Regions from separate parts of the Homo sapiens genome. Here all the other regions are linked to region 4. The links are chromatin loops, found by intact Hi-C in ENCODE. Cell type or tissue: ovary. All regions are shown on one strand.

Evidence for each region. A loop is a pair of places that touch in the nucleus more often than their neighbours do. Peaks named below come from ENCODE experiments on the same cell type or tissue, not always from the same donor. Only the 100,000 strongest peaks of a DNase experiment are listed, where the experiment ranks them.
Region 1: it touches region 4 in a loop (2.3-fold over the local background); 50 of 110 quality-filtered maps call a loop at or near these places.
Region 2: a loop joins it to region 4, with 4 times the contacts of the local background. A loop is called at or near these places in 14 of 110 quality-filtered maps.
Region 3: a loop joins it to region 4, with 5 times the contacts of the local background. A loop is called at or near these places in 51 of 110 quality-filtered maps.
Region 5: it touches region 4 in a loop (2.2-fold over the local background); 3 of 110 quality-filtered maps call a loop at or near these places.
Region 6: it touches region 4 in a loop (3-fold over the local background); 74 of 110 quality-filtered maps call a loop at or near these places.

What each region holds. Positions count from the first base shown.
Region 1 is chr2:237,569,602-237,574,601 of GRCh38, reverse strand. It overlaps RAB17 (RAB17, member RAS oncogene family), which reads left to right. Exons shown (of 6, transcript NM_022449.4): 6 at 1-276. Among named protein-coding and RNA genes, the nearest start is that of PRLH, 5.5 kb to the right of the region's middle. RefSeq lists enhancers at 1-76, 1,195-1,730 and a silencer at 2,324-2,509. In ovary, a CTCF peak has its summit at 2,422 (motif pointing right); a DNase peak (open chromatin) is centred at 2,461.
Region 2 is chr2:237,305,059-237,310,058 of GRCh38, reverse strand. No RefSeq gene overlaps it. Among named protein-coding and RNA genes, the nearest start is that of COL6A3, 110 kb to the left of the region's middle. In ovary, no CTCF peak of the experiment used is centred here; no DNase peak of the experiment used is centred here; H3K27ac peaks cover 3,140 bases.
Region 3 is chr2:237,168,693-237,173,692 of GRCh38, reverse strand. No RefSeq gene overlaps it. Among named protein-coding and RNA genes, the nearest start is that of COPS8, 85 kb to the right of the region's middle. In ovary, a CTCF peak has its summit at 2,026; a DNase peak (open chromatin) is centred at 2,152; H3K4me3 peaks cover 780 bases; H3K27ac peaks cover 2,732 bases.
Region 4 is chr2:237,407,245-237,412,244 of GRCh38, reverse strand. The region is part of intron 1 of COL6A3 (collagen type VI alpha 3 chain); the gene reads left to right. Among named protein-coding and RNA genes, the nearest start is that of COL6A3, 4.4 kb to the left of the region's middle. In ovary, a CTCF peak has its summit at 2,065 (motif pointing right); DNase peaks (open chromatin) are centred at 14 and 3,816; H3K4me3 peaks cover 2,418 bases; H3K27ac peaks cover 4,679 bases.
Region 5 is chr2:237,255,481-237,260,480 of GRCh38, reverse strand. It overlaps LOC105373953 (a long non-coding RNA gene), which reads right to left. Exons shown (of 6, transcript XR_924035.3): 5 at 3,275-3,390; 6 at 2,805-3,051. Among named protein-coding and RNA genes, the nearest start is that of COL6A3, 160 kb to the left of the region's middle. In ovary, a CTCF peak has its summit at 2,219; DNase peaks (open chromatin) are centred at 2,135, 2,920 and 3,480; H3K27ac peaks cover 4,082 bases.
Region 6 is chr2:237,152,010-237,157,009 of GRCh38, reverse strand. No RefSeq gene overlaps it. Among named protein-coding and RNA genes, the nearest start is that of COPS8, 69 kb to the right of the region's middle. RefSeq lists an enhancer at 437-971. In ovary, a CTCF peak has its summit at 2,754; DNase peaks (open chromatin) are centred at 9, 439 and 2,744; H3K27ac peaks cover 1,189 bases.

The DNA of each region.
Region 1 (5,000 bases), 160 kb before region 4:
TGGGGAGCAGGCCAGATGGAGGTGGTGGTGCCAGGAAGAAATGGAGCGATGACTGACTGTGGGGTGGGCCCAGGATTTCCACATCTTGGTGAAGTTGCCCCTGGGAAGGGCAGCTGGGGGCAGTGGCGCCAGTTCCCTTCCATGGTCTCCCGGCTGGCAATGTGGTGAAGCTGAGTTTCTGTCCAATGAGCAGGAAGATTCTGAGACATTTCGCCTGAGATATAAGTTGTACTGCGTATGCAGTTTTTCCTCCAAAAATTAAATTGCTTTTGACAATCTGGCTTTTAGAAGTTTTTGAGGACAAGGCAGGGCACTGCGCCTGGTGGATGGTTGTAGGTATTTCTGTATAGATTCTGGGAGGGCTCCTGTTAAGTAAATAAGGAAGCAGGCCCATGCGGCAGGCTGTGACTATCGTGGGCCTGGCCCAGCTCTCTGGATGGGATGCATTCCCAGATGGCCACACTTCTTCATCCTGCCTGCCTCCCTTTACAGAGAAACCCATGTCTGAGTCTGTTTTTGTGTTGCTATAAAGGGATACCTGAGGCTGGGTGATTTATGAAGAAAGAGGTTTATTGGGCTCATGGTTCTGCAGGCTGCACAGGATGCACAGGGCCGGTATCTGTTTCTGGTGAGGCCCCAGGCTGCTTCCACTCATGGCAGAAGGCAGTGAGAGCTGGCGTGCAGAGGTCACACGGGGAGAGGAAGTAGGAGAGGGTAGCAGGGAGGTCCCACTCTTTTTAACAACCAGCTCTGGGGGAACTCTTACAGGAGCTTTGGAGTAAGAGCTCCATCATTACTGCTAGGATGGCACCAAGCCATTTATGAGGGACCCACCCCCATGACCCAACACCTTCCATTAGGCCCCACCTCTCACACTGGGGGTCAGAGTTCTTCTTCTTTTTTTTTTTTTTTTTTGGAGATGGAGTGTCGCTCTGTCATCCAGGCTGGAGTGCACTGGCACGATCCCAGCTCACTGCAATTTCTGCCTCCCAGGTTCGAGCGATTCTCTTGCCTCAGCCTCCTGAGTAGCTGGGACTACAGGCACGTGCCACCACACCCATCTAATTTTTGTATTTTTTAGTAGAGACGGGGTTTCATCATGTTGGCCAGGCTGGTCTCCAACTCCTGGCCTCGGGTGATCCACCCGCCTCCACCTCCCAAAGTGCAGGGATGACGGGCATGAGCCACTGCGTCTGGCCCTGGGGGTCAGATTTCAACATGAGGTTTGGAAGGGACAAATATCCAAACTGCAGCAACCCAGACCCTGTTTTGGGAGGTAAACCCCACATGATGTTTTCCTGTTGGGTCTCTATCTGGACACCTGATGTGGCAAGGTTATTTCAAAGGTGGCCACTTTTTGGAAGGTGATATTGGTTTTCATCCTTGTCCCTATGATAAGCAGGTGTAAGTTTTAAACAATAAGACATTGTTATCCACCTGGAAAAAGTGGCATCACTGTATTGGCTGCTGTAAGGATCAAGGAAGGAGAAAGCAAAATACCTCCCGTTTGACGCTGAGCTTCTCATCACACAGAAGGGGAAAGAGCTCTGTGCCTGAGGCTTCCCCGGCTCCTCCGGGCTTCCTTCTGCTCTCACTCACTTTGTGTAGAGATGCCAGGCCTTGACCTTCAGTGGGGCCCAGACCATGGGGAGCCCTGGCAGGGGATGGGGGAGGGGACACAGAGGCCAGCCATTGCCTAGGGCCTGTCTGGTGAGGCTGGCTGTGTCCTGGCCAGAAGCCACTGCCCCTGTCCAAGAGGCCTCTTCCTCCTGCAGGTTCTGGTGGCTGCTCCCTCTGCTCATCCATTGGGCCTAGGGTGGGCACAGCCCCTCCTTGCCAGCCTGGGTTTCTCAGTGTTCCAACCACAGCTTCATAATAGCTCCTCCCTCATGATCCCTGGCTTCGTTTTCCTAACTGGAGGAGCCACCTGGGTCCACTGGGCCCCTGGCAGATCCAGCTTTCAATCTTGGGGACAAGGAAACATCTTGGATCTTCCTTGGAGTCTGGCTTTCCTGGTGCTAGTGTGACCTGAAATGAACTCCTCACGTGATCTTTACTAGACAAATGCAGAGCAGATTTCACACACCTCTGTCATGATCTCCAAGAAAAGCTAAAGGATAAATAAAGAAAACAATAGCTTCCTAGAGGGCCTGTTCCCTTGATTTTCGCGAGGACTGTCCTCGTTTCTTAGACAATTTCACAGGTGAAATCTGACACTGTATTATTGCTATCCACACTGCAGTTTCCGGCTGCGAGTAAAGTTGGACCATTTTTCACGCGATGATTCCCTTGCCGATGAAGAACATGAAGTGTGAGTCCCTAGTGTGCTAGGCTGTGTCCTCGCGCCCTGTGCCCCCGCAGCGGGCCCTCAGCCGGGGTGGGGACCCAGCTTGCGGGCGGCAGGAGGCTGAGGTTGCCCGTGGCCACCAGATGGCGCTCCAGCATTGTGGAAGGCAAGCCCCACGGTCCTGGCGTCCGGAGTGCTTGCTCTGCTGAAGGGCGAACCAGGAGGCTCTCAGAGGAGCTGCAGAGGAGCGGCTTGATGACATAGAAGGGGAAGAATACAAGGGAAGTTTGTAGGATGCCTGTAGGTCTGACTGCCTGCTTCCCCCTCTGTTTTGACGACCTCCTGTGACTATGCCAGCATTTATTATTAAAATGTGTCCTTTGACTCCTTCAGGAATCATTTCATGGCCTCCCCAAGAGTGGACAGATCTGTGGTGGTCCTGGAACCCTGGGTCTCCCAGGACTGTGACTGCCCCTTTCCCCTCCTCCCTCACCACTAGGCAGGTGGGGCTCAACCCTGTGCTGGAGTCACCTGCGGAGCTTCGGAAAGCCCCACACCGGGGCAGGGTGCGGTGGCTCATGCCTGTAATCCTGGCACTTCGGGAGGCCGAAGCGGGAGGACCACTTGAGGCCAGGAGTTTGTGACCAGCCTGGGCAACAAAGGGAGACCCTGTTTCTACAAAAAGCAAAACAAAAAATTAGCTGGGTATGATGGTGCACACTTGTAGTCCTGGCTACCCTGGAGGCTGAGGTGGGAGGATTGCTTAGGCCTCGGGGGTCGAGGCTGCAGTGAGCCATGATCAAGCCACTGCATTCCAGCCTGGGCACCAGAATGAGACCCCATCTCAAAAAAAAAAAAAAAAAAAATGGAGCGCCTCAGCTGCATATCACCCAGAGGTTCTGATTCCATCAGACTGCCCAGGGATTTCTAAATCCTTCCAGGTGAGCATAGGTGAGGCTGAGAACCTCAGTGAGGGCAGGGCCTCTGTCTGTCCTGATTTCTGTGGGATTCCCAGGGTCCTCTACACTGTCTGGCACACACCAGGCACTCAACACATGTGTATCCAACAAAGGGAGGAAAGCATGTTTTTTTTCCCCAGAGACCTAAAGAACAGGCAGGCTTTCCTGAAAACAGCCCCCGCCGCCCCTGACACCTGCGTGTGGAAGACTCACCTGTGTCAGTGCTCCACCACCTTATCTTCCTGTCCCGAAACGGGGCTGGGGTGGGGCAGCAGGCAGGAAGGCCCTATTTCTGCAAGCACACAGGGAGAGGCCCCAGCAGGGCTGCAGACATTTGTGTCGCAGATGATTCAGGATAAATGGGTCCAGGACCCCACTGGCCCCAGATCCTGGGAGAAGCTGGTCCATGTACCCACTGTCCAGGCTGCTGCTGGGGAAGCAGCTCCAGCCCTGCTTAGCCTGAGTTCGGACCTGGGTCTTCTCGTGAGCTGTTGTTTGCCTGTGGGGGGTGGTGGTGGATGCCGGAGGCATGGCAATGTTGATGAGTGGCCCTGGGAGCCCCTGCCATCCCAGCCTGTGATGCTAACCTTTTCTTCTCTCTCTCTTTCTCTTTTTTTTTTTTTTTGTTTTGAGACAGAGTTTTGCTCTTGTCACCCAGGCTGTAGTGCAGTGATGGGATCTCAGCTCACTGCAGACTCTGCCTCCTAAGTTCAAGTGATTCTCTTGCTTCAGTCCCAAGTAGCTGGCACTACAGGCGCCCGCCACCACACCTGGCTAATTTTTGCATTTTTAGTAGAGATGGGGCTTCACCAGGCTGGTCTCGAACTCCTGACCTCAAGTGATCCGCCCATCTCGGCATCCCAAAGTACTGGGATTACAGGTGTGAGCCACCGTGCCCGCCCTGTCTTGTTTCCTCTTGAGTATGTTCCCATCCCATTCTTCTGATGGGTCTGCGTTTCCCAGAGTGGCTGACTCACAGAACTATTCTTTTTAATTTTTTTAAAATTTATTCCCTGTTTAGGACTCCCACTGGCCAAATTTAGGCCAATTCGAGTGTCAAAAATTATAAAGTTCTGAAAAAAAAGAAAAAAAGAAATATCTTCTCTGGAAGAATCCAACTAATGACTGTGGAAGGAATTAGAGAATCACCATGGTGTGGGGGTGACTGGTGGTGCAGCAGCTGAGCCTGGCATGGGTAGTCAGGGGACACTGACATCTCAGGCCGCAAGCTGGCTGGGAAACAGGATTTGGCCATGGGGCCCTGGCCCCAGCACAGATTTCACATTGATCACACAGGGAAAAAACCTCTTACAATGAAGAGATCTGTCTCTACCACAGGGTCAAATAGCACTGTCAGAGAGGGAGCCCAGGATCCCATGGTCAGATATGATGCAGTGGGAAGGACACAGTTTTTGGGTCCACAGTGCGCGACCTGAATCCAGGCAAGATCCTGGATGCCCCTCTCTGATGACAGGAAGTACAGGGAACGGAAGAACAGGGACATCACCTTGGGGGAACAACTTACAAATCACACAGGTGGAGCATTTTCCAAGACGACTCATCTGGGTGCTTGAAAAATTCAACACCAGGACAACATAAAAAATTAACTGGTCGGAAATCAAAGAGAAACAACGGACTGTGAATGCAGATTGGAGCCCGGTGGGGGAAAAAGGAGACTGTCTTGCTGCATGTGGGGATTTCTGAGTACAGACTAAAAACTAGATGATATTGTGAAATTACTACAACGGTTTGTT
Region 2 (5,000 bases), 100 kb after region 4:
ATTTGTAGCTCTTATTTTTCTTATTTTATTAAACTTCCTAGTACTTACACATCATGGTGTGGTATTAAGCATTTCTATCTTCACTGAGAATGTCTCATTCATTGTTTTCTGGTATTAGGTTCTGAATTTAGACGTTAAGCAATCATGTTATATACTATGTTATATATATTTATGTTAAATATTTTTCTCTTTTAATGTATTGTTTTTTACAATTAGGAATAAATGTTGAATTTTGTCAAAAGTATTTTTTTTAGATTAGAAGTTCAGAAATGTTCTTCTTTATTTCTTTGACAATTTATTCTAACCTGTTCCTAACTTCTCCTCAAGGCAGAACAATCCTGCTGTGCAATTATTGTTTTGAAATATCTAGTGGGTCAGGCTAAGGCTACACTTCACGTGAGACCACGATATTGCATGATAAGTATGAAACATTCTCTCATTTGACTTTCTGGCAAGTTCGTGAAGAGAGTCACACTTGTCAAAATGCTCCAGGGATTTAATCATCTTTCCAAGGCCTCTCTTAATCCCTTAGATGTTTTGGGATTAAGTCTTGTTGCGAGTCACTGATAATGTCACCAATTTTGTTAACTTTTCCCTTTTCAGTGATAACTGTTCTACCAGACTTTGTGATTCCAGAAGTCCTCTAGTATGACTGTCACCTGCTACACAAAATCTTACATTCTTTGAAGAAGTTTGCAGTTAATTTGCATTGTATTTCTGTTGTATTAATAGCCTCCTCCAATCAGGAAGAGAATGGCTGCGCCTGACATGGTTTGACTGTGTTATGGCAGCTGCAGTGTTAAGCAGGGAGAGGGGAAGGCATGGAGGCTAATTTGGCAAGTGGTCAGCTCTTCAGTGAATGTTTTCTGGTTGAGAACAATTTTTGCTTCCCCCTGCCAACTGCTTGCTGAGAACACTCTGATACTTAGAGTTCACTCAGAAATGAGGAGGGAATTGTGTGTTTTTCGGTAGCAATTGGTATAAATATTTATACAAGGAGAGACCAGGAGAAACACCACTATGCTAAGAAGGACGCTGAATATTAATAGATGAATGGATAAACAAAATGTGGTCTATCCACACGGTGGAGTATTATTCAGCCTTAAAAAAGTAGGGGATTCTGACCCATGTTACCTACAACCTGGCTGAACGTTGAAGAGAAGAAAGCAAAATAAGCCGGTCAGAAAGGGACAAATACCGCACTATTCCTCTTATGGGAGCAACCTGAAATAGTCCAATTCATAGGGATAGGAAATAGAATGGTGGTTTCCAAGGGCTGAAAATAAAGGGTTAATGGGGAGTTCGTGTTTAATGGTCATGAAGTTTCAGTCTGGGGAGATGAACAAACTTCTGGGAATGGATGAAGGTGGCGGTTACACAGCAATGTGAATGTGTAAATGTACTTAATGCCACTGAACTGGGCACTTCGAGTTAAGATCTTCACCCCTGCAACCCCCGCCAACACACACGCAAGTGTGACCCTGGGGTGCTCGGCAAGTACAGAGAGAAAGCCACGAAGGACCAGGGAGGCCGGGTGGAGTGGGTGCTGTGGTGCACTGTCCAGACCCTCCTTCAGGATGGGACACTCATTTCTCTCACTGCCAGGAGTGGTGGCTGCTGGTGGCTTCCAGCTGACTCCCTCTCTGAGCGTTACCCTTGGTCCCAGGTCTTACCCAAGATTGTGCCCCTTCTTTGGGGGCAGCCTGTGTCCAGTGACTGGTCATGAGTGGGTTCCAAGTCATGGTCCCTCAATTGAGCCAACTCTGAAGCCCTTCCATTTTCAGGACTTCGTCTGAGATCAGCTGAGGCTCCATTTGACTGCACCATAGCCCACCTGTTCTCTGGGCCTAGCTCACTTCTTTCTCCCCATCAGTGGCATTGATGCCATGAGCACATCTCAAGGATTCCATGCCAATCTCCACACTGGCTCAGTGAGCCCAACTGCAGCAGTAAGAAGCACTTAGTGGTGGGAGCCAGACAGCACTGTGGTGAGTGGGCGGCTGGTGGGGGCTTTTCCAGTGATGTGTGGCACATGTAAGGCATTGCTTCCTGTGCGCCCATACAGTTTGAGTAAAACTACAATAAGGGGGCACAGTGTGAAATCAATGAGTTCAAAGTTGACTGGGACCAAAACAACAACATCCCATGCAAATGGGAGATCAAGACTGGAGGCTAGTGGGGTGGAGAAAGCAGACATTTGGGTTTCAGCCATTTTTGCACATAACTGTTATTCCTTATTATTCCTTGATGTCTTTGAGAGCAGGGTTTGGGTTAGCTTGCGCGTGCAGCCCTCACAGACCCAGAGAGCCTCTTGCCGAGCACATGTGCACGGCATGGGGAGAGAAGGGGCAGCTGCTGCTGCCTGCTGGACAGTGCAGGGCATTAGGGTGTCTCTAGGGATAGTTGCGGTTCTGAGCCAAAGTCCTGCAGAGGGCAAACTTGCCTCCACTGTAAAGACCACCACTTCCATGTCCTAGCTTGAGCAAGGCCAGAAGCCAAGTGTGTGATTTAATGCCAACTTGATGTCGCCCGGTCTCCTACTACACAGGAAGTCACAGGGGCCATTGCAACCATTCAGAGGGTGCTTTTAGTCTTTGTCAAGTAGGAACTGGAATCAAAATTGTCATCTTATTGTATCCCTGCCTTTCAGTTCTTTTTGGCTTTATTCCATAATCATAAGCCTCGACATTATTTTTGTTTTATTTCTCTTGAATCCTTGAGAAATTTTATTTTTATAACCTTTGGATCCTTTTTAATAGCTTCTCTTGTCCGTACCCTCGGTTCATGCTACGGAATTTCACTTTCTAAATTTAAAAGCTTTTTAGGTTGCTTAATTGTTGTTTTCATTTCCTTAAAAATTAACTTTGTAAACTTCAGACTTTATATTCTTTTTTAAATTTGTTACTGCTATTCCCTTGTTTTCCTTAAAGATTTTGTAGTTTATTATAAGACACACACATGAAATTAGCACATGGGGACCTGCTGTGGGTCCCATACATGTCTCTGAGATCCAGCGCACCGAACCCTTCTCAAATTCTTCATGGATGTGAGGAAGCTGGGTGAAACCTATGACAAATCATGACTGGTGGGGTCAAGGCAGAGTTCCTCAGGATTTTGGAGCTAATCCACATTTCCTTGAGCATGCAGGACTCTCCTTTAGGAAACAGCTCCTGACATGCACGACAGGCCACACCATCTAGGTTACCAGTCACAAGCCAGATGTGACCCAGCCCACCTAGTCACAAGTCAGGTGTGCCAGCATCACTCCACCATTCAGTGGAGTGAAGGCAAGACTTGCCAACACCATGTGACAACTGAAAGATGCCATGTTAAGCCCTTGCTCGGGATATCCTGAAGGACAGCAGAGAAGGAAAGGAGCTCCCAAAGGCAGAACATTGAGCAAGCATCTGTCCACTTGGTATGCAGTAATCCTAATGGGGAGGAAAATAACAACGAAGGGTCACATGCTAGGTACCCCGCCCTTCTCACATTTACTGCTTCTGTGGTAACCAGGGGTAAAGAAATGGCAGCAGGTGAGGATCTATGCAGATTTATGGGCTATGACACAGGAGTCAGGGACTCAAAAACAGTAGGACAGGGGGGTTAGAGAGGAGGTTTGGGGAAAATGGCCGGTCCTTTTGAAATGAGCCCAAAGCCGAGGATATTTGTACTACATCTGAAAGCTATAGGGGGTTCTTTCAATAAACAGTGGGTTGGGATGACTCAGCCTGGGATCTTTGTCAGCGTCTTTTCTCCAGTGATCATGGGCTCAAAATACCATGTGACCTTGCACTTAGGATGATGCCTGTGAGTGGGACCTGTGATACGGACTCCACTTCATCACAGCTGGTGTCACCTTTGCTGCTGCTGTATGAGTGATTTGCCAGCAACCATGACCACCCTGACCTCCTGACCTGGCACAGTGGGACTGACCAATGACCCCATAGGAGTTGATAGCACTGAACTTAGGCCACTACAAGAGAGCAATGATTTGTTTTACTTGGAGTGGACACAGTCTGAATGTGGATTTGCTTCTCCTGGTTACCATGCTGTCTGGACCTCCATCCATGGACTTACTGAATGGCTTATCCACTGTCCTGGGATGTCACACAGCATTGCTTCTAATTGAGGGAATCACTTTCCAGTAAATGAAGTCCCATTGATCTTATCCTGTCCCATGGCCCAGGAGCAACTGACCTTGTAGAAGAAATAGTGAATCAGTTACAATGGGTTGGGTTATGATGAAGTAATAAGTAACCCCAAACACAACAAAGGTTTATTTCTCACTCACCCTTCAGGTCCAACCCAGCCTGCACTCAGGCTGATGGAGGCTTTGCCTTGACAAATGCTTCCACAGTTACTAAGAAAGGGGAAAAAAGATATGGCAGTTCCTACCCCAGTGTGAGTTAGCATGTACCCTTACATGTCATTGGCCAAGTCATCACAAGGATGAAATTAGCTTCCAGGGTGTGATGAAGGAGAACCAAATATATATATATGTGACCTCCTAATGACTAACATAAATGGCTTACTAAAAACTCAGGTCTGCACCAGCTGGGGAACAGCACCGTGTGATTTTGTAGCATTGTCCTGTAGGCTGTGCCTATATTCTCTTAGCCAAAGACCAATATACTGGTGCTGGTTCTTCCATAACTAATAACTGTGGGTCTAAACACAATGAGATGGAAGGAGACATGGAATTTCCCAGAGGGTTATTGCTGATAATCCAGTTATAGTTTTGTTTTTCTTCTTGTTCCCAAGACACTGGAATCTTAGAGATTTTAGTATCTCTAAGATACTAAAGGGAGGACTGCTTCTACTAGGTCTTACAATAATGGTTCCATTCATTGATTAGGAAGCGATACTGCTACTTGGCCATTCAGGGTTCATTCTGCTACTAAACCAATCAGCAAAGAAGTGGGTTATGGGGGGCTTGCATGATTGATCCTGACCCTCAAGGGCAAATAAGCAATTTGCTTCAAATTGGGTAGAGAGGAGTA
Region 3 (5,000 bases), 240 kb after region 4:
TATCAACAGAGTAAAAACGCAACCAACAGAGTGGAAGAAAATAATTGCAAATATATCTGATAAGGGATTATTACCCAGAATATATAGAGAACTCGTAAAACTCACCAATAAAGAAACAAATAGATTTTAAAATGAGCAAAGGGCTTAAGTAGACATATCAGCAGTAAGCACATAGAAAGATGTTCAATATCACAAATTATAAGGGAAATGGAAATCAAAACTACAATAGGTTACCACCTCACACCCATTAGGATGGCTACCATTAAAACAACAACAACAACAACAAAAAATAACAAGTGTCAACAAGGATGTGGAGAAACTGGAACCCTTGTGCATTGTTGATGGGAATGTGAAATGATACAGCTGCTGTGGAAAAGAGTGAGACAGTTCCTTAAAAATTAAAAATATAATTACCATATGGTTTAGCAATTCCACTTCTGGGGATACACCCAAAAGAATTGAAAGCAGGGTATTTAAGAGGTATTTGTACACCCATGTTCATAGCAGCATTATTCACAATAACTGAAACATGGAAGCAACCCAAGTGTCCAATTATGGATGAATGAATAAGCAAAATGTAGTATATGCATATGATGGATTATTATTTAGCCTTAAAGAGGAGGGGGATTATGACACATGCTACAAAATGGATGAACAACATGTCCACGGTGGACTTTCTGCTAAGTTAACTAAGCCAATCACATAACGACAAATACTGTATAACTCCACTTATACGAGATACTTAGTCAAAATTAGACACAGAAAGTAGAATGGCTGTTTTCAGGGCTTGAGGGGATAAGAGAATGGAGAGTTGTTGTTTAATGGGAATAGAGCTTTAGTTTTACAAGATGAAAAGAGTTATGATGATGGAAGGTGGTGATGATTGCACAGTGTTATTAATATATTTAATACCACTGAATTGTGAACTTAAAAATTTTTAAGATGCTAAATCTTATGTGTATTTTACCACAAAAACATGAAAAAGTAGACACGCTAAGGAAAAAGAAAAAAAATAGTATAGTTATTTTGGAAAACAGCTTGGCAACTCTTAAAGTTAAAACACACTTACTAGATGACCCAGTAGTGAATAGCTATTCATCAAAGTTATATTCATAATTGCCCCAAACTGGAATCAAAGTGTCCCTCAACTGGTAAATAAATTGTGATACATCCATATGACTGAATACTGGGTAACAATCAAAGGAATGAATTCTTGATACAAGCAGAAGAATCTCAAAGGCATTATGCTAAGTGCAAGAAGCCAGAATTGAAAGGCTACAAATCTGATTCCATTTATATGATATTCAGGAAAAGGCAAAACCATAAGGACAAAACAGATCAGCAGTTGCTAGCCCTGGGGATGGGGAGAGGGGATTGAGCAGAAATGGGCTTGAGAGGAATTGAAATATTTCTATGGAGGAATATTTCTATGGCAATAGAAATACTCCATATCTTGACCATTGGTGGTGGTTAGTCAACTGTACACATTTGTCAAAACACATAGATTTACTGTTTAAGTGGTAAAATGTACAAAAAAAGAGTAGTGATGAAAACAGTAACATAAATACGGCAGTTCAGAAGAAAGTCGTAAACGTAAACTGTGGGCAGAACTTCATTGCTGGCTGCAAAATATGAAGCTATATATGGGCTGAAGATAATTTAAATTGTGATAATGCTCTACAAGTGTAAACAGGAATAAAAATGCTCAGTATGATTTTTATTAGACTTTCCAGAAAGTGGCCTATTGTAAAATATTTTCAACTACTGGCGTGAAGCCATTCAAGTTTGAGGTTGTTTTCCAACAAAGCACAGTGACTTTTCTTAAAAATTAATGACTTTTGAGGTTCTAGGAAACAAATAGTAAACAATTATTTGGGGTGTAAAATACATTTTGAAGTTAAAGACAGAGAAGAAAGTAAAAGCAGGGGGGTATTATCCAAAGCTGCAGTCTTGTAGCAACACAGACGCTGTTTTCTCAATTCCTGAGATTCTTGCACAATCAGTCACAAAGTCAAGGCATTTCGCTTAGAGAGAAATCTGAGATTTCTGTTAGCAAAATTCTTTGATCAAATGACACCATCTGGTGTTGCATGATATCAGTGGCGGATACCAGTTAGAGTTCTGTTTTACAACTCGACAAAGCCTGTGATACGCGGAGGATCAGTTTGCTCCTGGTTGCTGTGTAGGAGGGAGAAGTCCAGGAAGACTGCTGGTTCTGTTCCCACTGAAAGCCAGAGGCTGTGCAAGTCTTGATGTGGCCTGAAAATCGTGCATGGCCACGGTACTGAGAGTAGAGTCGATATTGGTCTGCAGCAAGGGAGGTACGGATTTATTAATACAGGAGGGGAACCCTGGATGGCCAACCCACACGCTCCTGAGTTCATTCAGCCTCTGGCTCCTAATTCAGTGTTGGATAAACATGGGTGAAAATGGAAAAAAAATCAAAGTCCAGCTACTGAATGTAATATCAGCACAACCGTCTGAAGAAATAAGCAGAGAATGTCAGAATCTGCTTTCTTGTGCTAAATTACAATGATCTTTCAAGAAGAAAATTGTCAACAGGAATTTTTGAAATGAGAGATATTTAAAACCCCATTTGCATTACCCTAGTTGTGCCCGCTCAAATCATTCTAGGATTTCAAGCGGCTTGATCAGATAAAATGGTGTATTTAAACAATATCTAATGTCTTGGATATCCAGAATCTAAAACTGTGGGTAGGGCCTTTTTTTTTTTTGAGATGGAGTTTCACTCTTGTTGCCCAGGCTGGAGTGCAATGGCATGATCTCGGCTCACTGCAACCTCTGCCTCCTGGGTTCAAGCGATTCTCCTGCCTCAGTCTCCTGAGTAGCTGGGATTACAGGTGCACGCCACCATGCCTGGCTGCTTTTTTATATTTTTAGTTGAAACAGAGTTTCACCATGCTAGCCAGGCTGGTCTCCATCCCCTGACCTTCTCCGTTCACCTTAGCCTCCCAAAGTGCCGGGATTACAGGTGTGAGCCACCATGCCCGGCCAGGGTAGGGCTATTTTTAAAATAAGATACCAAGGTTTGTTAAGGAAAGCCACCTGTGGGCAGATGGTTGGAATGCTGATAGTTTGACTCTTCTTTGCTTGGGTGCTTTACTGGTCAGAGAGCAAAATTAATGAATAATCATTAAACACTCAAAACGACATCCAAATGCTGCAACCAAAATGAAGAAATACTCCCCAGAAACGAATGTATCTGTTGAGTGGATGTGAAATTATTGCAAAAGTAATACATGTTCTTTGGAAGTGTTTTAAGCAGAATATAAAATATAAATTAAATCCCTTCCCCAACCCCCCACCACTCTCCTGAGATAACCATTCTTAATAGTTTCAAATGTTCCATTCATGCTTTTCTTCCGTGCATATGCAGATACTCACATACACAAACTCTCACACACAGGCATGAAAACCAGATGTCAGATGAGGAAATTTTTCCTTTGGGATTCAAATAAAATTGGCTGGGGCCTCTTTCCACATGTATTGGGAAGTCCATGTTCCTCCCAGCCAGTCTGGGAGTTGGTGAGAAAGGGGGATGGACACCATGTTTCCTTCTGCTTCTAGGCTTCATTTTCACCTAATTAGTTCAGGGAATGACTGCTTTGTTATCCCAAATATTTTAATATTTCTCTTAATCCTCAGGTGCAAAAGTTTGATTTAATTACTCTTTAGTTTATGGGCCACCATTATAAGTGGTCTATGCTGGGTCCTCAGTCTTTCTGTCTGTCTGTCTATCTATCTATCTATCTATCTATCTATCTATCTATCTATCTATCCATCCACTTATTTAATCTGTCTACCTGTCTACCCATTTTTTTCCTGTCTACCCATTTGTACATCCACCCATCTATCCCTTTTGCTTCACTAAAAAATTTATCTTATTCTCCTGCCGTTTGTTAATTCTGTTTTCCCTAATCTGCATCCTCTAGTTTATGTGTGTTATTCTACAATGTGTAATTGTGCATTGCAAGTGCATTTTTAATTTACACAAATGTTATTGTGTCAAATATCTCACAGCTCTTTCCCCTTGGTTTCCACTCACCCTTGTCACTGAAACAGCACCCAGATTAGCAGATGTGCTAATTATCAGACAACTGAGGAATTGCATATCCTGTTGCTTAGCCCTCTCTCTTCTTCAAAGACTTTAACATCTACTATTTTGAGGTCCCCCCCGGGTTCTCTACAAAAGTTCTGTACCCTCTCCTGCACTTGGACTCACATGTACTGCATGGTTGATAGTGTATATTTAAAGTCTCATTCATGCTGTGCTAAACAATGGCCTATACAGGCCCCTTTTTGACATTGGTGAGAAGTAGTGATGGGTGTCTGGAAGGTTTCCTATCCACTTACTCTCTGTAAGTGGATCCCAATCTCTGTAAGTGGAAGGGGCACTGTCCGAATAACCAAGGCAATCCTAAGCAAAAAGAACAAATCTGGAAGCATCATGTTACCTGACTTCAAACTATACTACAGGGCTACAGTAAATAAAACAGCATGGCACTGGGACAAAAACAGACACATAGATCAATGGAACAGAGTAGAGAGTCCAGAAATAAGGCCACACACCTATGACTAACTGATCTTTGACAAAGCTGACAAAAACAATGAGTAAAGGACTCCCTATTCAATAAATGGTGCTGGAATAGCTGGCCATATGCAGAAGATTGAAGCTGGACCCCTTCCTTATACCATATACAAAAATCAACTCAAGGGGATTAAAGACTTAAACGTAAAATCCAAAACTATAAAAACCCTCAAAGACAAACAAGGTAATAACATTCTGGATTTAGGAACAGGCAAAGATTTCATGATGAAAAACCATCAAAAGCAATTGCAACAAAAGCAAAAATGGACAAATGGGATCTAATTAAACTTAAGAGCTTCTACACAGCAAAAGAAACTATTAACAGAGTAAAAAGAAAATCTAATGAATGAGAGAAAATATATGTAAGCAACACATCTGACAAAGGTCTAAT
Region 4 (5,000 bases):
TGGAGGGCGCTGAAGGAGGGGACCTGTATGCTCTTCTTTCTGAAGTGGGCTTGTAGCTGAGGATGAAAGCCTGGGTGGGGAGGCGTGGCTTTTACAAAGATCAGGATGTAGGAACAGCTGCCTGTCTGGACTTCTTTGTTTAGGGGGTTTCTTGCTACCCAGAGGTTTAGTTCTCTCCTTTCCTCACTCATGGTCGAGAGAAGCCAGGAAGCAGACACTGAGTGGAGCAGAGGGCTTGGGAAGGAATTCCATGTTGGGGTGAAGTGAGGCTGTCCTGGCTTTTCCTATCCAGGCATTGGAGGGTGTGGCTACAGCACCTTTCTGGGAGGTGGCTGGGGAAGCCTCTAGAATGTTAGCCCTTGGCCCCGCTCTTTCCCTGCTTGGCAGGGAGCGTGTTCCACCCCACTATAGTTGTGGCCCACAGGTGAGGGGACATGTGGCAAATGTCCAAACCTGGGGTCTGAATGATATTTTTGATACGAGGTAGGCACCTTTCTGAAAAATTGTCTTTACTTCACACTTCATTTTATTTCTAAAGCATTCAGGACTCAGCAAATTGCACTGACTTTATCATCAGTGCCTTTTGTGATTTCCTATCCTAGAACTTAATACGTCCCCGATGAGAAAGTAGGAAGAAGCTCCTCTCTTCAGTCGATTGTTGATTTATGGTTCCAATGAGGCTGCTCATCCTGACCTTAGTTTCAGGAACGGAACCCATAGACCTGGATGCCTAAAGCCAGCTTGAAACAAGACCGCCTTCTTTGGAAGCTTTGGAAGCTGGCAGTGACTTTTTGCCAGCGAGGTTTCATTTGTTTCCTTGCTCAGAGTGTTCAGACAACTGGATCAAGCGTAGTCTTCACCAGCGGTTGATATCACCTCCCACTTATATGTGAAATTCCATGTTTAGGACTTAAAATTCACCGGCAAGTCGTGAATACTATTGCGTGACACTTCCTTGCAGGCGCAGTAACAGCTTTAGCAAAAATTTTTATTTGAAAGTTCAGTTTTGTCACTGCTCTTTTTGGAAGAAGCTGAAAATCTGCTATCTCTTGGGGGAAGGATTGCAGGCGGTTTCCATCTGACAGGGATGTTGTGTACCAGGCAGCTTTTCCACCCTGACTTACGGGAGCAAACTTTTCATGGTGTCCTGGCTGCAGCAAGCAGGCAGTAAAAAACACATCACTGCTACATAAATAGCTGACGATTTGAGGAGGGACCTGACATTTAAAGAAAATCCTATTAGCTCTAGCTAAGAAAATGAAAGCCGCAAACCCTCCAAATTTTAAAGTGGGGGAGCTTTAAAGTTTCCTACTAATTCAGACAGCCATGAACTAGACAAGAATGGTTATCTTCATTCTCCCGTTTCTAGATACAGCTTCTCTGTTTCCACTGTAAAACTTCAGTGGAATTCAGTGTAAAAATTCAGTGCAAAGAAAGGACAATCCTATTCTTTAAATAAAACATGTTGCTTGCCCCCTCTAATGTGTGGTCATGAATGTCTTATTTCCAGGGAGTATTCCACAGGTCCTGATTTTGCAGAGATATTCCCTTCAACAATTCACTTTGTTAATTTTGAAAAATATAATTTTTAATACATTCTGGTCTTATAGTCCATTTTGGGAAAGAGATGAAATTTTGAGGGCTGGGCACTGTGGCTCATCTCTGTAATCCCAGCACTTTGGGAGGCTGAGGTGGGCGGATCGCTTGAGCCCAGGAGTTTGAGACAAGCCTGGGCAACATAGGGAGACCTTGTCTCTACAAAAGCGTTTTAAAAAATTAACCAGGCATGGTGGCATGTGCCTGTAATCTCAGCTACGAGGCTGAGTTGGGAGGATCACTTGAGCCTGGGAGGTTGAGGCTGCAGTGAGCCGTGACTATGCCACTGCACTTCAGCGCCTGGGCGACAGAACCAGACCCTGTTTCAGAAAAAAAAAAAAAAAAAAAGAAAAGAAATTTTGAGTTAGCACGTTCATCCTGGTCTGTTTTTGAAAAGGCAGTTTGGTTTTCTTTCCTCTAGAGGGAGGTGTATCTCTGCGAGCTTCAGAAAAATCTCTGAAGTGGTGCCTGGAGTCTCCCAGGGTGGAGTTTCAGGGTTTGTAGTAACTCAGTGATGACCATCTCAGCAGAGCTTGCGGGCAGTTTTAGGACTGATATTTCAATACATGATTGTCATTATTATATTTATTGTGGCTGTTCATAATAACGGAAGTGTACATACGTTAGAGCTTTGTTTTTCTTCTCTGCTCAGGTGTAAGTGTATTGAGATGAAATTGTGCCATCAAAGGAGGCATCTTTGTTCCCAAACAATTGCATTACAAGGGTATTCAGCAAATAAGACATTTTATAGGAAGCATTTTACCCATATCTAATTACAGAGGTTTAAATGAACAGTCGGGTGCTTGAGAACCAAAGTAGGTTTGCATATTCATGCCATTGCGTATCCCTGTAGAATTACCGGATTTTAGAACTGTAAGGGTGCTCGTGACATGTCCTTTGATACTTTCCCCTAATAATGGACAATGGGTTTTAACATACTTTTAAAAATTCACACAAGCTATGATTATGAATGTCTCGTCTTGAATATTTATTAATACAAATATATATTACTGACTCTCAGATTTATGTCTGTTCGCTTGAGATAACCAGCATTAAGACTCTGAGGGAGACAATTCTAGCTCAGAGCAAAACAAACAAACAAACAAACAAACAAAAAAAACAAAAACCTAACCCTTTGGTTGGTCTTTGTGTTCTCATGTTTACTTAAGTTTAACAAGACCTATTGTGCATCATGGCCTTGAGCCCTGAGGTTCAGGGAGGGGATATATCCCTAATGCTAAATGACGAGTTGATGGGTCCAGCACACCAACATGGCACATGTATACATATGTAACAAACCTGCATGTTGTGCACATGTACCCTAAAACTTAAAGTATAATAATAATAAAATAATAAAAAAAGAGAATACATTCTTGGGGAATATTAAAAAAATGACTAAGACATAGCCCCCTCTCTTCTGGTTGGCAAACATATAATTTCTGTTTGGCTAATTGAAATATCAAAAAAACTACTACCTTGGTGGATGGTTTCTCCACGCCCTTTATGCTTCAGATGAAGAAAGAGAGCTCAGAGAGGTATGCCCAGTGACAGGGCCACAGAGCTAGTAGCAGAATTGTCTGATGTTTCCAATATGCAGACATCTTGGAATCTGGACATTTCAAGGGGGACAAGCCTTTAAGAGTGTATTTTAGGGTGCCATGTGGAGAAAGGTACTCTTCCCATTCCCAGTCTTCCTTGGAGTAGCCTCTTTTAAGTTGATTCAGCAGAGGAGTAACTGTTGCTTAAAAAAATCTGGAAAGAAAAAGGAGAGAAGAAAAAAACAAATACGAAAAGTTCTGCCAAACCTTCTCCCAAAGGCAAATTGTTAGTCTTGTAGGGGTCTGGCTGCATTCAGCATAGTATGATCCTACTGTTCTCCTGAAGTTTAAACTCATGAATTACAGAGAAACATTTGAGAATTGCAAGTGGCCAGGGAAAAGTACAATGGGAAATGTTTCTGTAAAACCCCCTGTGTGTGCTATACATTAGGTTTTCAGGAACCCAGAGCATCAGGAATTGGTCACTGGAAGGAAGAGCTCATGGCTCGGTTTAATTTCAAAATTAAAAATTGAACAGCAGCTGGAGTTGACTCAGATCTCAAGGGAAACCATTCCAGGAAACTGGTTTTTCACTTCTGGAATCTTCATTAGTTGATTCAGCAGCCCAGGGCCGGTACCCAGAGTTAGCGCCAACTCAGCTAAACCCACAGCCGGCCCGGCGGTGCACCAGGGTGCTCTGTTTCTAACTGGGGCTGCAGAAAACCCATCATTCATCAGAGCCCAGGGCAACAGATGGAAGAGAGCAGTCGCAGGACTATGGCCTGTTCGAGCAACAGGCAAGGAGCCTTCTTTTACACAAAAGGGAGGCTGGGAGAGATTGGCCGACCATTGCTGACAGAGGCAGTAAGGAAGTAGAATTTCCCAGGTTACTGCAATAAATCCAGCATGGATGATATTTTATCAGATGTTCCAACTTGATTTTTGAAAAGGTTTCTGTTTTCAAGAATGATTTTATCTTCTCTACTTGATTATAAATTAGACTAGAAAACAGACAAAATATCTAACTTTTCTCTTTACAAAGAGAGCACCTTTCAGCCACTTTAATCATTTACAGTGGAACACCACAGTTTTGGAAAGGTCAGTAGCACCTTAGTTCATTGCCAAGAAGGAAAAGACAGGAATAAGTGCCAAGCTCCAATTTGGATCCAGCAGCGTCACGTGGCAAGGAGTTGGAATGGAGTGGGCATTTGTGCAATATTTCTTGAAGCATTTTCTAATGCACCTTTCTTCTTTAATGTTGAAATGGAACTAGTCTCTGCCTGATGTTTATAATTAGCAGTATAAGTGCAGACAAAATCTTGTCTGGCTGCCGTATATTTCAGAATGTGGAATGTGTTTTACATTTGCATGGTGGCGTCTAGCTTTTCAAATCACACCAGATATGGAACTTTCTGCCTCATGGTTATTATCTGCAATGCTAGGAATATGTTTTAAAGTAATTTTTTCAAATATCTGGGTAATTAATCTGGAGTTTCTTAATTGCCTTTGTAATGGGAAGGAGACCCACCTCTGAGGAGCTTGGCCTAAGCCTGGCTGCAGGTCGGCATATTCTTACAGGTGCTCTCATTCACAGAGGGAGGGCATTGGTAGGGGATGTCCAGGCCTTCTCTTTCTGCATTGCTTTGTTATAATCCACAAGTTGCAGAACAGGTGTTGCTTTGTTAGATTTTACCAGGAAGAGTTGAAGATCTCGAATCCGCTACTCCATATCTAACAAGGACCCCCGTAAGTGACAAAGGACCCCAGTAGGTGACAAAGGAGGTCTAGTTACCCTGCCTGATGAGAAGAGTTTTAAAATGTTGCTATCACAGGATACACATTCAGTTTGAGTCAAACAGATTATTG
Region 5 (5,000 bases), 150 kb after region 4:
GACTTGAGGTGGACGTTACAGTTTTATAGCTCTATCTTTCTTGGAACTGATCCATTCTTGCAGAGCTGGGAATTTTTAGTAATGCATATGAAAATAATTTATATGTTACAAACATGACTTTTTTTTCTGCTTTCCTTTTTTCTTTTACTCCCTGTCTTTTTTTTTTTTTTTTTTTTTTTTACTTTCTCTTCCTTAGCTTATCAGAGGACATAGAATGAGAAGCATGTTTCTCTAGGGAATTCTCAGACTTTGGAGATAAGATGTCTCAAAGGTCTGTTATGGCTGTGGAAGTCTGGCTCAAGTCTTTTCTGTCTAAATCCCTGCTAATAAAATCACCCCTAGCAAAGGCAACCCTGAGACCTGGTTATAAGGAATACCTGCAAGAATCATTAAAAAAAAGTTTCTAGAGATCTGGAGTTATTATACCAGACATTAAAATTTGACCCCATTTTTCCTTTTCTCTTTCTTTCTTTTTAGGTTGTGACATTAATGATGCTTATAGAAATAATAAGTTAATCTTTTAACCTTTTGGTTTTCTACAAGATATGGAGATTCACAGTTGTCTGCTAGGTGGGCTTATGATGATAAATAAGACAATAAATGCAGTGCCAACACATGGCATGGCATATAGATTTTTTCAACTTTTCTTTTTATAGGCAATAGTGTTTTTAAAAGATTTTTAAAATTTTAATTTCTTAGTTGACAAATAATACTTGTGCATATTCACGGGGGTACATCATGATTTTTAGGTGCATGTAATGTATAGTGATCAAATCAGGGTAATTAGCATATACATCATATCAAACATTTATAAGCTCATTGTGTTGATAACATTTGATATCCTCCTTCTAGCTATTTGAAACTGTATAATATTTTATTGTTAACTATAGCTATCCTACAGTGGTATAGACCACTAGAACTTATTCCTCCTGTCTAGCTTTAATTTTTTCATCCTTTAACAACTCTAAAAAAATGCAAGTTGGAAAGTTTGAAAAATCAACATCGAATAGACACCACTCTGCTTGCATGATTACAATCTGAAACATTCTTCGTTGATTTACATATTTGGTTGCTGGGTGTCTTTTGCTCTGCTTGCATTCCTAAAATAGCCTCATAAAATAGTAGGCCAAAGCAAGACTCCGTCTTACAGGATGCATTACATATTTTGAATCAGAGACCATGATGGCCAGAGCCCATGGGTCCAAGAATTAATCGCCATCCTAGCAACCTGGGATTCTGAGGGCTTGGGGATCTCAGACAGCTGTGCAGAAGCACTTGCCCCCCCATCAAGGGACACAGCAATGACTCTACTGAACTAGAAGCAGAGACTCCGCATGGCCATTGTGGGGTCCTAGAGGCCACTGGACAAACAGTCACAAAAGGAATGAGTCTATAGCTCGGGTGGTTGATCCTGGTGACCAAGGGGAAACTGGGTTTCTGCTGCGCAGCAGACGGAGGGAGGAGACTGTCAGGGGCAATGAGTGCCCCTGAGTACTTGCACGTAAAAACTAACCAACAGTAAAGTTTAGTAGAAAACTAGAGAAACTAAAGAAAAGGCAGGCTGATCAAGGACATAACCTCCTTGTAAAGAATTGGAGCAGCCACGGTCTGGCTTAGGGCAAGGGGAATATGGAAGAGCCAGAGAAGGAAGCCACACATCCTAACATGGCTCAATGCCAAATTACAGAAACAAGGATTATAGAAGCTCTGCAAATGTTCTATTTGTTTATGACAAGTATTTTTTTCTACATGATAACCATGTTCATCGTTTTTCCTATTTTTATTTCATGTACATGTTGTTAGAAATTCATTTTATAATATATGCAGAAAACATGAGTTAGACTACGATTGAATTTGAGAAGTGATTAATATAGCCCATCACCAATATAATGACCTTGAGAACTATGGGGCTCCTGATTTGAGGGAAAGGCTAAGAATTTCTTCATTTTTGTCCTCTTCAGTTTGGGGAAATGTCTTTCCTTCGATTTGAAGAAAAGAGGCCCATTTCTAGCAAGTTCTGCTGTTGCAACACCACAGCACTTGCAAAAATTCCCTGCCACCCACTGAGCTATGGCTGTGCCCTCTCGGCATGTCTGAATCTTTTCAGCCCTGGAAGCGAGGGCCCTTCCACGAGCATCCATCTCAGCTCCAGGGACGGAGAGTGGCGGCTCCCTCTATCTGCTGCTTTGTATTCTTTAGAGTTCACTTCTCACTAGCCAATCCCTTGTTACTCCAGTTCTACATTTTACTTATTAATTCTTTATACTCAACTTTCCCCGTTTAAGTTACTGTGTGGTTTCTACTTCCTGCTTGAACTGCAACTGATACAGACCATAATCATCTGAGGAGAAAAACATACATACAAGCTTAAAAATTATAAAAATTAACACTGCCTTGAATAAACAACACTACTCACAATATTGCAAGGTGAAACACAATCTTCATTGCTTTATACCCTTGATTCCTGGGTGTATTTTGTTCTGCTGCTAATCCTAAAAGAGCTTCATAAGATATTACTTAAAGGCAGTTAGGGTGCCCCATTCTCCCCGGTGTTGATCAGCTTAATGCATAAAATACCTCTGTTTCAGGAAAACGTAGTCAACCAGATCCCTGAAATGCTTGCCAGCCTAAGCCGGCTCAAGCTGTAAACCATCTGGGCCTCAGGACAGTTTAAAATGGGGATGTGGAGGGTGGAATGTTTCTGAATCGAATGCGTGTGTGTTTGTGAATTCCTTATGTCTCATTTTCTGACCTCAAAGTGTAATCTTAAATGAAAAAAACAAAAAACAAAAAAACCCCAGAACTTCAAAAGAAAATTGCTTTTTAATTTCTTGGTGGAATGGCAGGAAGAGCAGAGTCCGCACAGCTGTACCGGATGCAGGATCGGAAAATCACTTCTCTTCTTGATATCAGACTGGTCAGCACAGCAGCCAGCCCTGCCAAGGTTCAGGTCTTCCCGCTCTGGGGCAGCCAGACCGGGTATAGCTGTCTGATTTTGATTTCTGAGGGTTGTTTTTTTTCCTCAGTAAGCCTGGCTTCACTTTCCTCCATCTGTTGAATAAAATATTATCTGGATTACTTAAAAAAATTTTTTTAAGGTAGCTGCATTTCTTGTTGAAGAAACAGATTTTGAATTTATGTGCCTGAATCACCCTTGAGACCTTTCCACACCCTCGTGATCAGCTGAAAGCCCCTTCTACATCTGCGCATGTGGATCTGGGGCCAGAAAGCACTTAGATGTGTGCATCCTGTGTCTGTTCAGGAGCTTGTGTACCTGGGGAACTCACTGAGAGTAAAGAGCTGTCACCCTCACAGGTGATGTCCACGAAGCTGCAAATCCATGTGCTTTTCTGTAGCATTGTCATTCTTCCAAAGGAGCCTGGAATTTGCCTGGAAAAAAAGAGGGTGTGGTGTGCAAGGAGGAAAATATTATTTTCACTGGTGACTAACTCACCGTGTGATCTTGGGACGCTGCCTCCCTGCTCTGGGCCCAGCTTCCACAACAGTGAAGGGCTGGAGTTCCTTCCAGCTAAAGAATGGTACTGCCTGAAGCTTCCTCCTACATTTCTCTTGAAGAACCCACTCTAGAGGGGCTGTGGTAGCAGCAAGCTGTGGATTTCCCCTGCCTAGTGTATGCATAGCTACTCAGTGTATAAAAACACTGCCTTCTATCTGGCCGTTAGAATAACGATAACCACGTTTTTCAAAGGGTGATCCACAGAATGCAAGTCCCACAAAACAGGCTGAAAAAAATGGAGGGTTTTGTGATCAAGGCTTGGGAGGTGAAGCTGGCAGGAGGTACCAGCCGGTCTGGGAAAGGAGGGCAGTTGGCTGCTCAGAAGTGAATCTAGCCTGGGCTGGGAGGGAGACGGTGGAAGTGGGTCACTGCCATCCCCACGTGTCCACTGGGCATTCAGAGTGTTTGCCAGAAGACCCTCCTGTGCCTCATTCCTCAGCCTCTAAGTGGACATCTTGGAAGGGCACCAGCCTTGTAAGGAGATGGCAAGACCAAACCCCTGGGGAACCCCTCACAATCTGGCCTGATCCTGCCATTTTCCAAAAAAGAAACAGGTTACACAAGGTTGTTGGTGGAGTTGTGTCCTGATTCCTGGTCACGCGGGGCAAGGCTGCCTCTCCAATCCCTCACCTTAGTCTTACTCCCACTTACTCTGCCTCTGGTCACAGCTTCTTGCAAGCTCTAGATCCAAACAAATGGGGAAAACCAAAGGTGCTTGGAGACGTGTGGTCCAGTGGGAATGGTTTGGTTCATGTCAGCAAAGCACCTGTCACATGGAGGCTCCATGCCTAGGCTTTGGGCTTGTTAGCTGAGTGACCAGGGGCCATCACTTGCCTTCTCCAATCTTAGCCTTGTCTTTGTAAAATGGTGATCATACTCCCTTTCTCGTCTTATGAAGATTAATGAAGACAGTGCACATGGGACTGAATGAATGACCTTAAAAAGCTGTTTATAACTAACAATAACACTTGAACGTTGATTGATAGACTTAACTACTGTGTACGGAACACTCACTTAAGACAAGAGGGACAGAGCAGTGCACAAGGAGGATGGAAAACTCACCCACAAAATTCTCACATCCTAGTGACACAAGCTACAAAATGAAGATATTCAAGATCCATGAACGATGGGCATGATTTCTAAAGGTTTTTCAGAGGCTACAAACTGGCTCTAGAACTAAAATTGAGGATCACAGAATGCTGGAACCCTCACTATCCATTTGTGACTGTATGGGCGTCTTTCCTAGTGGGTTACATGCTTACCTCTTAAAATTCACAAGGATGGGTAGAGAGGTTTTTTCAGATGGAAAAACATTCTGAACTCCTTTGTGTGCAGTCTACTCAGTATTATATTTTATCATACAAGAACCTGCTGGGTTTTTTGTTTGGACATTTAGAAACATAAACCGACATTTAAGGCCAATTTAGATTTAAACTAAATCTAAGAATTTTATTCTTATACTTTCTGGTGCTCCTGGTCTAAT
Region 6 (5,000 bases), 260 kb after region 4:
GCGTGGACTCCGAGGGCAGAGCCCTGGAAGCTGATGAGCGGCCGGGCCAGAGCTTTGACCTTGCTTCCTTCATGTGTGAAATGGGTCTGCGAGGCGCCCTCTTCTAGGGGCTGTGCTGAGGACCAGGAGTTACTCCGTGTCCCTGATTTGCAGGGACCTTGTCCCCTAAGCTGTGCTCAATCAGCCTTCCTCAGTGTTACCGGCAGCAGGAAAGCTGTCATCTCACTGCGGGCACAGGGAGCCCTTGGACACAGTCTGAGCAACGTCCTGGGGGAAGAGAGGACTGAAAAAACTGAACGTCCAGTGAGAAACTGTTCCCTGGACAGAAATGTGAAAAACAGCGCTGGCAGCACAGCCTGTGACTCACCGGCGTGTGCCCCCACACTGCAGCTGGGCCAGCGCGGGGCCCTCCTGATTCATGTTTTCCGTGGTTATCCGGGGAAATGGAAACCGTCTGGACGCGGCACCCACTCGCACGCCGGCGCTCACGCTGCGCTGATCAGCTTGGAAGTGCGGAAGGGCCTCCTCCCAGCCTCCTCCCCTACCTGCAGCCGCAGACGCTGGAGTGGGGAGGTGGCTGTCTTCACACCCCAGACCCACTGCCCAGGGCATGCTTCCCCGTAGGAAGCAAAACAAAGACCCGGTTCCCTGTCTGTGGGCAGGGGCAGGGGCCACTTTGAGGTCTTTTCTTATTTTTTGTTCCCTTGGGTAGTTCCCTCTGCACACAAACCACCGCGTGCTCTTGATGACTGAGCGCATGCCCTCAGTGAGGCATCCTAGGGCTGATGTGGTAAGGACGGTTAGGAGCCTACTCTAATGACATCTGAATTTCATGAAAGGGGGAGGGAGGGGACATCACAGTGCCGTGCTTGTGAAGTCACTGAGTGTCTTTTATCCTTGGAAAATTGTTCTCTGGGACATGCAGCTGGTTGCTAAAGTTTTCATTTTTCTGTGTCTGCAGATGTGCACAGAAGTTTCCAGTTAAGTTCCAGTTAAGCCCTAACCTGCATTAGGAAAAAAAGAAAAAAAGAATGTGTTTGCATGGCCTACAGAAGTGCTCAGTATGACCTGAAGCCGAATCACAGGCACTTTTCTCATTAGCTCCTGGGGCTGCGTCCCCTGGGCTTGTGTTCTGATCCTCTGGGCCGGCTGTGTGACCTTAGGGAACTTCCTTGCTTCTCTGAGCCTCGGTTTCCTTCATGGTAAAATGGGGAGGGTAATGATGCCTCCTGAGGTTGCTGGAAAGACTGACTGAGACAGTCCTCAGAAAGCACTTCACAGGGGCCAGCCCAGGGTAAAGGCACAGGAAACGCCACCCACCGCTGCAAATCCATTGCTGTTGAGTCCTGGGGGGACTTTCTTGCCTGTGCTGGCTGTGAGGCAGCCTGTGTGCTACCCCCTCCAACAGCCACACAGTGAGTTTTATTTTCGAATTGCATTGCTAATCCCTGAGGGGAAACACAAAGGCTAAGCAATAAGGCAGGTGTGTGAAACTCTCATTGCCATAAGAAACCTCCAGCATTCTCCCCGTCTTTGTGCACAGCCTGAACTGTTCATGTCACACTTCCTGGCTGCACTGTGGGCTTCTGTTCAGCCCCAAGATAGAGTTCCTCATACCTCCCCGCTCTTCTGACTCCTTCAGGCTGGCCCATCCCGAGGAAGGCGACCCTTCTCTTTTGCTTGCCACTTTCTCATGACCTTGAGCAGACAGCCCCTCTTGCTAGGATCCCGCTGTCTGGGTACATGGAGATACTGTGATCTGAGCCAGGGTTCCTGTCTCTCAAATGGCAGATGAGGACTCTGATGGGCATGTCAAGAGGCTGGGGCAGAGTGTGGGTCTGCAAGTCCCATTGCCTGAGGCACCTGTGTGGGGAACAGAAACCCAGGGACACATGATTGGCAGCTAGTGGAGGGAGGATGGAGCTGAGGGACTGATGGGGAGAGGCCAGATGTGAGCGGATATAGGGAGGAGCCAGGACCTGAGGCCAGATGAAGCTGGGAAGACCCAAAGTTTCTGAGAAAGTGGTCAACACCATGCACAGCAGAGAAGTCACAGGAAGAAATTGGAATGAAAATGTGAATTTGCAATTAGGAGGCCATGAAGAAAAGGAGCTTCCGTGTGTGGAATTGTGGGTTGAAAGTCAGAGTCAATAAATAGCAGAAGCAGAGGCAAGAGTGCCCTGCTCCTTCTAGAAATCTGGTGGCAGAGGGAAGGAAGAGAGGTAGCGATTTTAAAATCAGGTGCACTGGCGGGTACCTGTAATCCAAACTATTTGGGAGGCTGAGGCTGGAGGACTGCTTGAGCCCAAGCGTTCGAGTCCAGCTTGGGCAACATAGTGAGACCCCATCTCTTAAAAAAAATAAATAAAAGGTAGTAACTCTGAGTGCAGGGACCAGGGTTTTCTGTTTTGGGTGGTGGGAGACTGAACGTTTTGGAAATTTGGTGGAAAGAACCAGGTGAGAAAGGGGCTAATTGACCCAACATGGTCCAGGGCCAATCCTTTACTTAGGGACTGTTTATAATGATGTGCAGCTGCTCTGAGGACTGGAAAACGCCTGTTTGGCAAAGAGCTTGCCTGTCAGGAGGGGATTTGCCACTGGAAGGGAAAAGGAAATCATATCAATATAGTCTTTTCACGAGACGACCCTTCATGTGGAGACCTTGGCCCTTTAAAGTTTGAAATACATGTCCCCACATCCTTAGCACCTTTTTCTAGCTGCCACAACAGGCCACCTGCAGCCACCTCCCTGTGTTTCAAGGATGCCATCGTGTGGAAGGCGAAGGGAACAGCAAATATAAGACCCCTTTTATTCAAGGCAATTCACTTCTCGAAGACTAACCACACTAACCACCTTGCCTGACATTTGTATGTCTCCAGAGAACTTTCACAATTTTTTTTTCATTTGATCATTACAATAACCCTGTTTTACAGTCCAGTAAACAAACTCAGAGAGGTTAATTGACTTACTGAAGGTCACACAGCAGAGGGAAGGCATGGTCAATTGCCTCACTCCAAGTTCTCTTCTATCTTCACTGGGTCACTCTAGGCAATGTCATTCAACAGATATTCTACAGCCATGTTTTTCCAAATTTGCCCAACCTTTAGCTCTGGAACCCTGTAGACACATTTGCTTGGGTATGTAGACCTGTAGATGAGTATTCCTGAGATAAATTTCACAAGGCAGCACTTACCTGTATCAAATGTGGTGCCTCTGATTATTCTATTATTCTATTCTATCACATTTTTATAAAAATGCTATTTATGATCCATTAAATTGCTCTCATGACCCATTAGCAGTCAAGACCTATGGTTTGAAAGGCTGAATGATGACCCCCCAGCCAATGATGACTACATCCTAATCCCAGAATCTGAATGTCACCTTACATGGAAGAAAGACTTTGCAGATGTGATTAAGTCTCTTGAAATGAAGAGATTGTCCTAGAATATCTAAATGGGCCCTATGTCGTCACAGGGTCCTTATAAAGGGGGAAGCCAGAGGGTCAGAGTCAGAGGGAAAATGGGACCACTGGAGCAGACATTGGAGTGATGCTCTTTGAAGACGAAGAAGGGGCCATAAGCCAAGGAACACAGGTGGCCCCCAGAAGCTGGAAAAGGCAAGGAAATGAATCCTCCCTAGAGCCCCTGGAAGAAATCAATCCTGTCGACACCTGGACTTCAGCCCAGTCAAACTGTTATCGGAAAGGGGTCCGGATCCAGACCCCCAGAGAGGGTTCTTGGATCTCACTCAAGAAAGAATTCAGGGCGAGTCCACAAAGTAAAATGAAAGCAAGTTTATTAAGAAAGTAAGGGAATAAAAGAATGTCTACTCCCTAGACAGAGCAGGGCATTCCTGAAAGCAACAGGAGGAAGGCACCCACCTTAGGTACAGTGCTTATTTATACACAAGACAACAAAGTCAAGGAAATTATGGGGCGATGTGCTCTACTACGAGAGCTTGTGACAAAGGATTGTTCGTCTTTGTGTAACTATTGTCGTCTGCAAGAATCTATATTAATATCTTTAAAGTAAACTTATTCTTTTTTTTATTATACTTTAAGTTTTAGGGTACATGTGCACAACGTGCAGGTTAGTTACATATGTATACATGTGCCATGTTGGTGTGCTGCACCCAGTAACTCATCATTTAACATTAGGTATATCTCCAAATGCTATCCCCCCCACCCCAACCCCTAAAGTAAACTTATTCTTAAACTAAGAATGCTTTTGTACTTAAGATATCGGGCCATTGGGGCAGTTCCTGGGTCTGTGAAGTCCTGGGTCGGCTGCGTAAACATTATTAACTTGTTCCCTTAACCATAAACATCCTGTGGCTAAGAATCCCTAACTTCCTGGGAGTGCGGCAGAACAGATCTCAGCCTCAAGCGGATCTCAGCCTCATTTCACCCAGCCCCTCTTCAAGATGGAGTCGTTCTGGTTCAATGCCTCTGACAAAACTAGTTTTGGACTTTGGGCCAGCAGAACAAGTGATTCGATCTGTGTTATTTTCGGCCACCAAGTTTGTGGTAATTTGTTGCAGCAGCCCCAGGAAACTAATGTGGATGTTGTCTCAGCATGACTATTAGAGGCGTTACCCTGGCACCCTGAGGGGCATATGGCCCGCAGACCTGGGATGTTTGTTTGTGGCCTTCACGTTCTTTTAAAGTCTCTGTTGAATTATTGGCCACCATTTAAAAATCATGATGTTTCATGTGTAAATCAGAATTTTTGGCTTGTCTTTGTCTATCCAAGGCCCATGTTTCCACATGGCAGCGTCTGGCTTTGACCGGTCAGAACCTTCTTCTAAATCCTCTTCTCTTCCAATTCACTTCAAGAATTAATTTGAATTCTGGTAATATGTCACATGCACAGAATTTAGAGACACCGGGCAGTTCTACAAGGTTTGAATGAAAACTAAGTATCCAATCACCCAAACCTTTGAATACTTCTATTCTTCAATTTCCATATAATTTGCTCACTTTGGTATCTCGTGGGTAACAA